2 separate regions of the Homo sapiens genome follow, and region 2 is linked to region 1. Evidence: chromatin contacts called from ENCODE Hi-C data. All regions are on one chromosome and are shown on one strand. Each heading gives the region's core, a stretch centred on a gene start or an enhancer-like site at or near the end of the contact. The rest is flanking DNA. Distances are from core to core; before and after follow the strand shown. Region 1 holds the start of C1QTNF9B (C1q and TNF related 9B). Region 2 holds the start of LINC00566 (long intergenic non-protein coding RNA 566).

Evidence for each region. Hi-C counts contacts between places; a loop is a spot of excess contacts on that map. Pooled maps may share reads with other maps.
Region 2: a loop to region 1 is called in a map of heart left ventricle, with 8 times the contacts of the local background. The contact joins the promoter of LINC00566 here to the promoter of C1QTNF9B in region 1. A Hi-C loop is called at or near these places in 15 of 168 maps with a recorded cell type or tissue (GM11168, GM13977, GM18951 and 9 more), 3 of 37 single-sample maps with no recorded cell type and 16 of 50 pooled maps.

What each region holds. Positions count from the first base shown.
Region 1 is chr13:23,894,485-23,902,141 of GRCh38, reverse strand. C1QTNF9B (C1q and TNF related 9B) reads left to right here and starts at 4,640. Exons shown (of 5, transcript NM_001007537.3): 1 at 4,640-4,724; 2 at 4,916-5,020; 3 at 5,136-5,321. The coding sequence starts at 5,156.
Region 2 is chr13:24,327,821-24,334,415 of GRCh38, reverse strand. It overlaps LINC00566 (long intergenic non-protein coding RNA 566), which reads right to left and starts at 2,966. Exons shown (of 2, transcript NR_131903.1): 1 at 2,880-2,966. It also overlaps the pseudogene NUS1P3.

The DNA of each region.
Region 1 (7,657 bases), core at 3,391-5,890:
AAAGAGAATATATTCGATGAAGGCACCCTAGAGCTATTGGACTCTTAGATCGTCAGATCTGGGAGGGTGTTCATCCTTTCCAGTGCATGCAGGAGGAAGCTGAGGCTCTGAGGTTTGGAAACCCGGGAGATACCACTCAGCTGATTTCTAGCAGGTTTGTATTAAATCTTAGTTTTGGAGAGTTAAGAATCTTGAGGAGTGATAACCCTGGCCGTTGAATTAAGGACATGATGTTCTTGGAGAAAATTAATCAGGAAGGGCACTGGGTGAACATTTATCAAGAGATTCTTTAGCAAAGGACAAATATAGGTAAAGCATAGGGAAATGAGCCAGAAATAAATGAATTAAATAAGAACCTATTTTGGGGGGACTAAAAAACAATAACTTCAAAGTTATTTGCAGTATGTGTCCCTTTGCCCCGACCAAGCCAGTATGTCTGACTCATGCGATCACAGCATTCTGCAGAATGACCTCTAGTCTCTATACATTCATACGATATGAATGTATAGAGATCTTGTCTTGATCTGTCTAAGGCAGTGACTGTTGTTCCTTTTTACATATATTACTGGGAGGGTTTTATGCTCAGTGAGTCCCCAACAGCTGTCACTCTGGCTGACTACAGTAGTCTGCAAGCCTCCTCACTTCTGATGAGCAGCCACACCTTGGGCAGTGCACGCCTTGTATTAGTCAGGATGTGGGCTCAGCTGTGTGTCAAGACCCCAAATAACAGTGGCTTATGCAAGGTAGAAGTCTATTTCTGTTTCATGTGCTCATGTCAAAGATGTGCTGGCAGGACAGGTCTGGCCTGTGGAGTCATCTGAGGCCAGGGATTTTCTGTCCCCAAACTCTGTTGCCCTCCTTCAAGGAGTCCCACATGGTTCACCATGCCATGCTCACCCCCACACAGGAAGCGGGAAAGGGCACCCCCTTACCCTTTAAGGCCGGTCATTGCACACAATTACACGCCTCACTTTTTTTTTGCTCATTCCCATGGCCCGTAATTTAGTTTCACGGTCATATCCAGGCTGCAAGGGAGGCTAGGGAGTGCAGTCTATCGTGGGGGGCTAGGAGCCCAGCCAAAATTTCTATTACTCTGGATGAAGGTGAGAAGGGGTATTGGAGATAACTAGTAACTCCACAAAAGCACTGACAAGGATCAGAGTTGATACCCAGTCACCTTCCCAAGTGATGGTCCACACACATTTGGAACCAGGATAGTATTTCTTGCATGCCTGCATTGATTCATTCAACAAATACTTGACTGAAAATAAGGCACTGAAAATAAGGAAGTAGAAAAATGCAGTCACCATCTTCATAAAGCTCTAACCCAGGTTGGTGCCTACTAAGTGATCACTAGTCTAGGTGTGGTGTACAGAGTAAGTGGGGACTGGGGAGGACAGTAATTCAGATGAGAGAGAGAGTGGGTGATTGCAGGGAAAGATGGGAGACAGAAGAGGCTCCTAGCTCTTTCCAGAAGGCACTCCTGGAAAAAGACCAGACCCAGAATTAAAAAAGTCGAGAGTGTAACTGTAGTTGAACTAATGAAACTGAGAGTCCAACCCATAACTTTGTGAGAGGCACAAATGTAATTTTTTATTTTTCAAAATAACATTAATATAATTTCTTCTATATTCCTTGTGCAAACCCTCAATGTTCTACATTAAAGAAGAGGCTAAATAGGAGGTATAAACTTTCTAAATTTTCTTATGAATAAATAGTGCTGAGCTGGGTGGTGGCCATGTCTCTAATCCTAGCTATTCAGGAGGCTGAGGCAGGAGGACCACTTAAGCCTAGGAGTTCGAGTCTGGCCTGGGCAACATCATGAGACTATATCTCTATAAACAAACAAACAAGCAAACAAATAGAACAGAAATAGTGCCACAACTTACTTTGCTGCGTATTTGGGAGAACGCATATTAGTTAATCAAAATCATTTGCTGAAGGTTGTCTACATGCTGTATAAACAAGCTAGATAGACTCTACCTACATCAAGTATGCAAAGCTAGTGAAAGAATTACAGAAGAGTAACCATTTGCTTCCAGGCTGGCGGCTTCTTCCCTGGAGAGCAAGTTGGAGTTTATCCTAACCTGACACCTTTATGATCTTCTGATCATTTTATTCCTGGAATAGTTGTACTCCACATTTTGAAAGGCTAAAATGAAAATTATAGAACCCTCAACAAAGTTTGGTTGATGGAATTTCGATTTGACTGTTTCCAGCCACTTCTGAGTTTAACAAAGGAGGCTCATGTATATTCTTCATGGAATTTGGCTCCAAGAAAACTCAACTCAATTTCCTGGAATGGAGCGGATTTGTGACTTCAAAGAGAAACATCTGCATTTCCTTTTCTAAAAATACTCCATTTGCATTAGACTGCACCCTGTGACATTTCCACCAGATGGCAATACAGTCTTTGGATGACAGAGAGTCTTGCTGGTTTTCAAAATCTAGAAATATTTGTGTAGGCACTATAAAAAAGCATTTTTTAAATGAAAAGCTCCCATAACTGCCCCGCATTCTAAAGCAACCATCTTTATTTGCACATACTCACTTTGAGTTTTTGTCAATATTCATACAGTCGTTAAGTACATTTATAATGTGCATGGCATTTTAGTCTGCTATCAAAATTCAGCACAACATATATCATTCACATATTTCTACATGACCTTCATGATTATTGCAGCAGTTACATACTATTACACATAGTAAACCTTTCCCCTATTGTTACATAGTATGTAGTATGCACTTTTTCACCTGTTATAGATAATGCTGCAGGTAATGGCACACAATTGGCACACAGTTTTGGAACATTAGGAAGAACTTTAGGGATAGGAATACAGGGTGAAAGACATAGATGTCTTTTGCTCTTTAACTTTTCCAGAAAGATGTGCAGATTTACGTGGCTATCAGCACTGTGAGAGGATCTGGGTTCTGACCAGTTGCACTAGGCCCACGTTTTTGTTTTACTTTAATTTTTTAAATCCTAAAAGTCAGGTGCAGGGGCTTTAGCCTGTAATACTAGCACTTTGGGAGACTGAGGTGGGAGCTCAGGAATTCAAGACCAGCCTGGGCAACAGAGTTAGACCCAGTCTCAAAAAAAAAAAAAAAAAAAAAGAAAGCGAGAAAGAAAACGAAAGGGAGGGAGGGAGGGAAGGAAGGAAGGAAAAAAGAAGAAAAGAAGAGAAGAGAAATTAGGGCCAGTGGCATTGGGTCATGCCTGTAATCCCAGCACTTTGGGAGGCCAAGACGGGCAGATCACCTGAGGTCAGGAGTTTGAGACCAGCCTGGCCAACATGGTGAAACCCCGTCTCTACTAAAAATACAAAAATTAGCCGGGCGTGGTGATGGCGCCTGTAATCCCAGCTACTCGAGAAGCTGAATTGCTTGAACCTGGGAGGCGGAGTTTGCAGTGAGCAGAGATGGCACTCCAGCCTGGGTCACAAGAGTGAAACTACATCTCAAAAAAAAAAAAAAAAAAAATTAGCCGGGTGTGGTGGTGCATGCCTGTAGTCCCAGCTGCTTGGGAGGTTGAGGCAGGAGGATCACTTGAGCTGGGAGGTTGAGACTACAGTGAGCTGTGATTGCATGACTGTACTTCAGCCTTGGTGATGGAGCAAGACCTTGTCTCCAAAAATTATATATATATCCTAAGACATCTCCCATGATGATACATTAATTTCATTCAACAAGTATTTGTTCAATCTGCTGTTCCAAGTTTAATATTGAGTACTGGGAAGGCAATAATGAGGAAATACAGTCAGGCGGGGAGTCAGATTCTTCATCCTACAATTATGTAAACAAGTGTCAAGCCCCTGCCATGACAAGCGCCATGTGGGAGAGTAACAGGGTGCTCCACAGCCCTGAGTGGGAGCGTTGCTGAGTCAGGAGGCCCAGCCATCCACGTTTCATCTTCCTTCCAGGCCTTGCGTTTGCTGCTCCGTTTGGAGCACTGCCCAAGCGTTGTCTTAGCTCCTGCTGCGGGGGAAACTGCATGGATAACCTGGGGTGGGGGCAGTGTCTACAGAGGAAAGGACTTGAAAATGCACTTCTCCCGAACTAGGTGATGTTTTCTGTGTGTGTGGCCCTTCTTCACAGTGGCCTCCTAGAAAAACAAGACCCTGACTCAAAGAATACCTCTCATTACAGTAAGACTGTTTGGAATGCTTTACTTTTTTAAAAATTTAATTTAATTGTTTAATGTGGTAAAAAAAATATATAACATAAAACTAACCAGCTTAACCATCTTAAGGGCACAGTTCAGTGGCATTAAGTACATTCTCTTTGTTGTGCAACCATCACCACCACCCATCTCCAGAACTCTTTTAAAATCTTCCCAAACTCTGTACCCATCAAACAACTCCCATTTCCTTCTCTCTTCACCTCTGGCAACCATCATCCTACTTTTTCTTTATATGAGTTTGACGGCTCTAGGAACCTCTTATAACTGAAGTTATCCAGGTCTGTCTGTTTGTGACTAGCTAGTTTCACTTAGCATAATGTTCTCGAGGTCCATTCATGTAACACATGTCAGAATTTCTTTTCTTTCTAAGGCTGAAGAATATTCCATTGTATGGACCTACCACATTGCATGTATCTGTTTATCCACTGAGGGACCCTTGGGTTGCTATGGAAAATAATGCAACTACGAACATGGACATCTGTTCTAGTCCTTGCTTTCAATTATTTTGTGTAGATGCACAGCAGTGGAATTGCTGGATCAGATGGTAATGCTATGTTTGCTTCACTATTTGTCATGTGCCTTTATGCATATTGTGATAAAATTTGATTTTTACAATAGTCCTGTGAGATAAGTAAGCATTGGTCTGTGGTTAAGAGAAGTGATTTCTTCAAAGTGAAATGATGAACGGAAGAGTATCCTGACCTTAAACTTGGCTTTTTTTTATTGCCCGTTCAGCTTGAAGAGTGGTTCCAATCACAAGTGTTACCTTCCAAGGACAATGTCATCCTGGTAATAACCAGCTTGCTCCCCTGCCCTGAGTCTTCTGCCAAGTCTGTCCAGGTGTGGGTCTGGGGCAGGGGACAGCTCATCCATTTCCCACTGCACAGAACGGAGGCTGTGTCCAGGGCCCCAGCAACAAAGGTTTCTCCTCTGGGTTTCTGTTTCCCTCTTTCAGTTCAGTCTGTCATCTGAACCATGAGGATCTGGTGGCTTCTGCTTGCCATTGAAATCTGCACAGGGAACATAAACTCACAGGACACCTGCAGGCAAGGGCACCCTGGAATCCCTGGGAACCCCGGTCACAATGGTCTGCCTGGAAGAGATGGACGAGACGGAGCGAAGGGTGACAAAGGCGATGCAGGTACTCACCTGACGGCTTCGGCTGCCTTTGAGCTTCTCTCTTCATTACTTTCATCTCATTCACTCATCATCTGTGTGGTTTTCCACCTACCCACTCACAACCCATCCATCCATCCACCCAGCAACATTCACTGGAGCCTGACCCCATTCATCCATCCACCCATCTGCCCAGCAACACTCACGGGGTCTGCTCCATGCCAGACTCTGTGCCAGGTGCTGGTGGAGAGCACAGGGCCAGATCGCCATGACCCCTGCCCTCCTGGGTTCTCTCATCTCTGACACCGCAGGACATTTTCAGTAGTATACAATGTCATGGATCCTCCCACCTCAGGTGACAGGTATGTTGGATTTTTGGCAACACGAGGCCAATAGAGAGATCTGATCATGAATTATTTGGCAGCAAGCACCCAGCTGCAGTGCAGGTGAGAGCTAATACCATATCATGTCATGAAGCAGGAGATGCGGAGTGACAGATGACACATACAGCTGCTGCTTATGAATCTATGACCTAGGCAGGGTCTGGGGATCTGGGGACAGAATCCATCCTCTGGGAGGGAGATTTGCCAAAGCCTGGAAGTCTGAGTGCTTTCCATAACAACAACCAATAGACTTGGTTTCTGAATGGGGTACCATTCTTGAGGCCTGGTCTTGACCATAGGGTCACATATCTAAGACTTATGCAGAATGATTCACTGGGTTAAGAGCACAGTTCAGTGGCATTAGAAAGAAAATATCAAAACTTCTATGGACCTTTTTACAAATAAGTTTGTGTTTCTAACATGTCTCACTTTATGGCATTTGGTGGCCTGATAGTTTTTTGAATGGGCTGGATGAAGCCAAGGGTCACCAGGAAGCAACTTTATTTCTTTCTAACCGGCACATCTGCTCTGTGAGGTGTCTTCTCCTGGCTCCTCACATCTCCAGCTCATTGAGACTGTTCCAGTCCCCCGGTAGCAAATAGCCCAGTCCAAATGAATACTAAAACCTTACCCTTAATGAAATCAGGTCTTCTGCCCTCACACTGTGACCACAGTGGTGTGTGTGTGTGTGTGTGTGTGTGTGTGTATGTCTGTGTCTGTGTGTATTTTATTTCTGAATGTTTAGGATTTTCATTTTTTAAATTTTTGTTATAAAATATTACACATAAAAGGAGATAAATAGGTGATACAAAATACAGAGAACTAAGACAAACACTTCTATATTCAATACCAAATTTCTCTACCTCTTCCGTGTTGAATTTCTCTCCTCTGCTCACCAATGTCCATTCTTTCAAGTTTTACATACTTCTTAGAAGCAAATGTTATATCTATTTTTTCTATGTAATTCATAAGTATTATTTGTAATATATATTCTTTCTTAGAAGGACATTCAATCACATTGCTCACACTAAAAATTTACTTCATTTTTATCTTACCATCTTAAAGTGTATTTTTGTGTATGTTTTATACCAAACATATTTTTCATATACTACCTGTGCATAATGTAGAAACATATAAATGTCTACTGATTGGGGTCTGTGTTCATGCTTTGTGAGTTGTGGTGCGTGATCATGAAAGCTCAGAGGCCACTGCTCTAGAGAATGGGAGAAACGAGAGCCAAGCAGGGGAACAAAAAGAGGGAAGGAGAGGAAGACACAGGGGAGCAGCCAGTAGAGGGGAGGGAAGGGGAGCGCAGGGAGGGGCAAATGTAGGGATAAGCCCCCTCCATTCAGAGGTCCCACGCTGACCAAGGCCCCACTCAGGAGCGCTGGTGTCCCAGGAGAACAGACATCGTGACAGAAATAAGTCTGCCTGTGTCAGTCCTGTCTCAGGACCTGCAAGCCGGCCCAGCCTGCGCCTGTCGCCCCACAGCCACGTCAGTGGGTCTGAAGTATGGGAGTCTCTGCTGCTTTGTGAGAAGCCAGAGTCTGGGGTGAGCTGTGGCCCAATGAGCACTCTACTGCCATAGCCAGAGCCACCTTCAACCCGCTGACGGATAGCACGCCGACCTGGAGCTCAGGGGGGCCTGTTCTGAGCACAAGGACTTGAGTGTAGTCAGCAGAGCCCCACTCACCTGATGTTCTCTGCCAGCTCGATTAGTAGCATTTCCCCCAGTGTAAGGCACTAGAGGGATCCCTCCAGAACTCTCTCTTCTATCTTGGGATAGTGTCACGTAACCATAGTCATCTGTGTTTTCATAGGAGCCTAGTAAATCTTCCATTCCACTCTCCTCAAGAGTAATGGAAGAGAAACAGAGTGAGGAAACCTCCTCGCACCTCCAACATTCAGACCACGTCCCAAGTCCTTGTCGCAGGAGAGGAACACAATCAATTGTGACAGTCAGTCCCCATTGCACACA
Region 2 (6,595 bases), core at 1,717-4,216, 430 kb before region 1:
TATCTCTCTCGCCTTTATATTTAGGTATGTCTTGGCTATTTTTGGCTCATTGCTCTTGTATGTTAATTTTGTAAATCAGCATGAAAAACACATTTTGGGAAAAGATTTTGGAAATACATTTTATCTTTAGATCAATGTAATGATAGTTTTCATCATTATTGAGTCTCTCCATTCATGAATATGGCATATTTCTCCATTCACTTAGGTCTTCTTTCATGCCTTCCAAGAAAGTTTACCCATTTCCTCCTATTAGAAACATCTTGCACATTATTATTACATGTATCTCTAGGAACCTTGTGGGATTTTTCACTGTTAATGGAATCTTATATACTTATCTAATTTTTGCTAGTAATTTTTATGCTGAATTTATATCCTGCAATTCATTGAACTCCCTAGTTAATTCTAATAGCTGTCTCTAGATTATCTTGAATTTCCTCTTCAAAAATATTCTGCACATAATAATAGCTTAGTTTTTTTTACTTCTTAGACCCTATAACAGATTTCTTTTCTTCCCACAATGTGCTCCTAGGGTCTCTAGCACAATGAGGCATAAAAATAGAGCTGATTTTAGAGTAGCACTGAATTTTACAATGAAAGATAATACTTTCTATATGATTTAATCTTCTTTATCAGGATAAGGAAATTCTCTCGTATTCTTAGGTTAAGAGGTTGTTGTTCTCCTTAAATCATAAGTTAGTGTTTATCTTCTATAAGGTTTTAGTTCAGTAGTATTTTTTTACCTGCATTATTAGTTATTATTATTATTATTTTACACACTCAGTGCTCCTTCAGATTTACCTGTATTATCTTGCATTTTCTTTGCTCACCCGAGCTTCATGTATCTTATTCCATCTTCCCAGGTTCAATTTACTTTTGGTCAAAGTGTACCTCTTAGTGGGCTGTTGTGTGTAGGTCTTCAGTGGGACACTCTCTCAGGATGCTTTGGTTCTGAAAGTCTTCATTTCATCCATTCTGTCAGTTCTCTTTTCACTATATTGATTGTTTCCTTTGGTATGCTGAAGCGTTTTACTTTTATGTAATCCCATTTGTTTATTTTTGCTTTTGTTGCCTGTGCTTTAAGGTCTTATTCATAAAATCTTTTCCAAGACCAATGTCGTAAAGCATTTTCTCTGTGTTTTCTTCTAGTAGTTCTTATAGTTTCAGGTTTTATATTTAAGTCTTTGATCCATTTTGAGTTAACTTTCGCATAGGGTGAGAGATACTTGCAAACTATTCATCCAACAAGGGATTCATATCTAGAATATACAAGGAATTCAAACATCTCAACAGCAAAAAAAAAAAAAAAAAAAAAAAAAAAATTAAAAATGGGCAAATGATTCAAACAGATAGTTCTCAGAAGGACATGCAAATGACTAACAAATATATGGAAAAAGTTCAGTATCACTAATCATCAGATAAATGCAAATCAAAACCACAGTGAGGTATCATCTCACTTCAGTTAGAATGGCTATTGTCAAAAATACAAAAAAATAATAAATGCTGGTGAGAAGGTGGAGAAAAGGGAATTCTTACACACTATTGGTGGGAATGTAAACTAGTACAGCCACTATAGAAAACAGTATAGAGTTTCCTCAAAAAAACAAAAATGGAACTAGCATATGATCTAGCAGTCCCACTACTGGGTAAAGAGCCAAAGGAAAGAAAATTAGTACATCCAAGAGTTGTGCACACTCCCTGTCCATTGCAGCACTATTCACAATAGCCAAGCTATGGAGTCAACCCAAGTGTCCATCAACAGATGAATGGCTAAAGAAAACGTGATTTTATACACACACACACACACACACACACACACACATATTATGGAATATTATTCAGCAATAAAAAAGAATGAAGTCTTGTCCTCCACGAAAACATGGATGAGTCTGGAGGACATGGTGTTAAGTGAAATGAGCCAGGAACAGGAAGTTAAACATGTTCTCACTCATATGTAAAAGCTAAAATAGTTGATCTCACAGAAGTAAAGAGTAGAACCCAGGTTATTAGAGGGTGGAAAGGGAAGGGGGATATAGGGAGAGATTTGTTAAAGGACACAACATTACAGTTAGGAGGAATAAGTTCTAATGTTTTATAGCACTGTAGGATGATTATAGTCAAGCATGTATATTTTCAAATAGCTAAAAGAGGATATTGAATTCTCCCAACACAAAAAATGATCAATATTTCAGATGACAGATATGCTAATATCCTTGATCTGATGACTATACATTGTATGTATAGGAACATCACTGTGTATCCCATAAATATGTATGGTATTTGTGGAATTTTTAAAAATAAATAATTTTTTATAGTCAATGAAAAGAGTATATTCTTTTATTGGTTTTTGTTCATACATGTTAAGTTTCAACTTTCAATAATAAAATTCAATAAATTTGATTCCTTAATCATAAAAACTTGCTTTACACATTATTTACATGTTGTTAAAGTCCATACAAAACATCACAAGGATTTGATTGACTCTGTGCATGGCACCATCACAAAGAAGGAGGAGGGAGCTAATCCAGTAACATACATTCAAAGATTAAATTGTAGATATGCACAGTGTATTTGGCACTGTTCATTAATATTATAACACCTTCCTCTCAAAGACAGGCATTCTTAAGCGTTAGTCACAATATACCAGAATTTGCTATTCACATTAAAACCACCTTTTAAACTTTATAACAGTAATCAATTATTATTGTTTTAAGAAACAAAACACAATGAGAACTGGGAATGGAATTCAAATCCTCCAACTTCTTGCTATGCTCCAAGCTGCCATCCATAAAACAGGTTTAATTTGGTAACTTTTCCACTGAGGGGAGTGTCAACAAGAAACAACTTAAAGACAATATTTTCCAATACAAATAAAGACATACACTTTTGTTTAAAATGAACAGTTCTTCTTGGGAGTGCAAAGGGAGCCTTGATGACGTACAGCTTGTGATGATTTTGGCAGCAATTATAGAACAACCAATGCCATTCAAGTTATGGAGATTGTACTAGCAGGTGAACTCATAAAGAGAAGATTCTGGAATGCCTATATCTGAAATCAGAATCCTGGTAGTTTGTAGTTTGCCTCTTCCTAGAAGTTCAAGAGACTCAAGTCATAGGCTACAGATGTACTTTCAAGTATATACTTATAAATGGAAGGAGAAAATAAAAGCAAAAAAATGCAAATATTAAACCTTTAGTGGCTTGGACTATATTCCAGTAGGTAATTTATTCCACTAACTTCACTTTAACAAAGATTAAATCCCTTCATTTTAATCAGGTCCATTAAATTTCATTCATTAAAGCTATACATACTCCAGAATGTTTATAAGACATTTACACCGATCATGTTTACAAAAAGCATAAATTCAGTCTTAAGCTGCACTACAAATGCCTCAATATAACATAATCACAGTATAAGGAAACAAATCAGAAATTCTCTGATTAGATATGCTGTAGCTTTACAGAAAAATCTCAGTAATAAAACAAAAAGACTTACAATGTATAATAGGCTATGCAGTGCAAAGTAATGTCACTGGACCAAAATTTAGTTCAATCATTTTTATTTCAAGTGTATTTAAAAAATCATAAATGGGGTTTCATAATCTAAAGTTGAAACATTTATTCTTCATAGCTTCAGAATTTGACAAGCAATTGTAGACCATGCTTTCCAAATCCAGTCTTCTTTGCTATTTTTCAAACTTCCGAGATCTAGTATTAAACTCCTCCATTCTAAATGTACAGTTTTAGATAACTATTGTACACTTGTTGATAAGAGTTTTCTGAAAACAGTCTATCAAATATAAATAATGGTTTCTATCTAAGAATCAGCAGTGAGGAAAGAAATATTAAACACCAGTCAAGAAATCAATTATTCATTTTAAAAATAACAGAACCAGTGCTGCTCTCTGTCATAAAAGAGAACATGTAAAATTTATTTTTATAGGCTTTGGCAATATTTTATTCCCCACAGAGGCCTTCAATCCTACTTAAAGATATTTTACACACGGTAACCATCAGGTTTACTGAGTAAAAATCTCAGGTATTAACCATGCCCCTAAAATGTGCAGTTCCAAAGAGGAACAGGTTACTTTTGAGGAAAAAAAGTTGCCGTGGTAACTTCCCTCAAATGTTTATTTTAAATAAAAATAGTTGATGGGAATATTTTTTAAACCAAGTTTGGGTATAATATGGCATACTGCCCATCAAACAAAAAAGGAAATCAAAACTTTTTTTCCACTTATCATGAGTTTTTGACCTTTACTTTTAAGATTACAACTTATTGACCTTTTATGCTTGTTTGGTTTGTTTTCTGACTGCCTAATCCAATATTTATTTATTTATTTATTTATTTATTTTGAGAGGGAGTCTCATTCTGTCGCCCAGGCTGGAGTGCAGTGGCGCCATCTTGGCTCACTGCAAGCTCCGCCTCCTGGGTTCACGCCATTCTCCTGCCTAAGCCTCCCAAGTAGCTGGGACTACAGGCGCCCGCCACCAAGCCAGGCTAATTTTTTGAATTTTAAGTAGAGACCAGGTTTCACCGTGTTAGCCAGGATGGTCTCGATCTCCTGACCTCGTGATCCGCCTGCCTCGGCCTCCCAAGTGCTGGGATTACAGGCGTGAGCCACCGCGCCAGGCCGCATATTTAAATTTTTTAAAGTCTGCATTTCAATGTAGTAAGAGTTGTTTTTCAAATAATCTTCATAAGCCAGAATACAGACACCAGAGCAACACTCTCAAGTCACACTGTTTGACTATAATGAAGAGATGAAAATGGGCGGATATCTGAAGATAGGTATTCCCTCTGCTCTGAAGGTGAGCAAGCTTTTAACATGTGAGCAACACAGAACTCCTTTCCTCTGGAGCTCCTTTCAACTCAGAATGCTTCAGTTCAGTAAGTCAATATATTATTCTTAAAAATTAAAGTTTGGTCACTAAGAAGGACTGAACAAAATTTATTCCCCTCCCGCCAAACACAACCAGAACAGTTCTAATCAGGCCCTCTTCTCCCCACGAAAACAGGGAAGTAGCTGGGCTGAAGACTTTATTAAGTGTGACATTTCAGTTCCTAAAACATCACTGCTATATGCTCAAAGTTGTAGGTCTATGTATTTCCTTCTCCAACACGTCCCCATTTATGTTTATTTCCACACATACAAACGTGCACATGTGTGCACGCACACACGCACACACTCACTCTCAAGTAAGACACTTTTTTGTTTGTTGATAAATTATGAAGATTATGAACTAGGTGTGTACAGGGTTTCATAGGTGCTTTCTAAACATCAGAGTCACTTGGGTCCTTTCCTCCATAAGCCTCAAATGGAATTATGCAACCAATGACCACGACTTTCCCAGACGCTGTTCACAGGCTGCATAATGACGAAGGGCAGAGAAAAAGTCCTCATAACTGATGTTTAGATGGGAAGGCAAAGAGACAATCTCAGTCAATCTGATGTGCCAGGTAAGAAAGCCTCGTGTGCTGTCCACAGGACCGAACTTCAGTACTAAATCAGGATCAGGACAACCATTTGAACTGAGTAAACTAACATATCTACATCCAAATCTTTGGGTCTCCTTTGCTTCTGGGCTACTCACTGGCAAAAGTCCTGAGCGGCTCTCACAATATCTGCTTTTCCATCTTCCGGGGATAGCACCTTCACTGCCAAATGGCAATTTAAAACTTGATCATCTTTGTCGTTACTATTTGCAAACTCTGGTGAGTATTTTGAACAATCTAGGCCCAGAAGTTCTTGCTGTTGTTTTAAAATTCCATCCATCAATCTGGAATTATTTCTTTTGAAAATACCTTGGTGGTCGTAGATGCTAATGTAGGAGATGCCCACGGCCATACACCACACCACGAGGCTCGCGATGTCCGAGAAGCTGGGTTCCTGCTCCACCTCGGTGATCACCAGGCCCATGCGCACAGGCAGCTTCTCCAGGGAAGGGCCGTCCGCGCGCCAGCGCATTCGGTGGTGGGCTGCGGGCAGGCACTACCCCCCGCGCGGGTGCGTGTGGTGAGGGCTGTTCCATGCTTGCGGAGCGTGAAGCCAAGCGGCTCTAGGACCGCGGCAGAGGCGGCGCGGCAGCAGCGCCGCCAAATCCAGTTCCAGGTGTGGAACCGAACGCGGAGCCAGGAGGTGAGCGTGCGGTGCAGACGGAGCAGCGCATGCAGCACCCGTCACAGCAGCTCGTACAGCCCCGTCATACTCTTGTGGCCCTTGGGCACCCCCTCTCCCCCCAGCCCACTCCCGAGGCGCGACGGCTTTTTTTTTTTTTTTTTTTTTTTGAGACGGAGTCTCGCTCTGTCACCCAGGCTGGAGTGCAGTGGTGCGATCTGGGCTCACTGCAATCTCCGCCTCCCAGGTTCACGACATTCTCCTGCCTCAGCCTCCCGAGTAGCTGAGACTACAGGCTCCCGCCACCACGCCCGGCTATTTTTTTTTTTTCTGTATTTTTAGTAGAGACGGGGTTTCAACCGTGTTAGCCAGGATAGTCTCGATCTCCTGACCTCTTGATCCGCCTGCCTCGGCGTCCCAAAGTGCTGGGATTACAGGCGTGAGCCATGGCGCTACGGCTTTTTATCCGCCCCTACGGC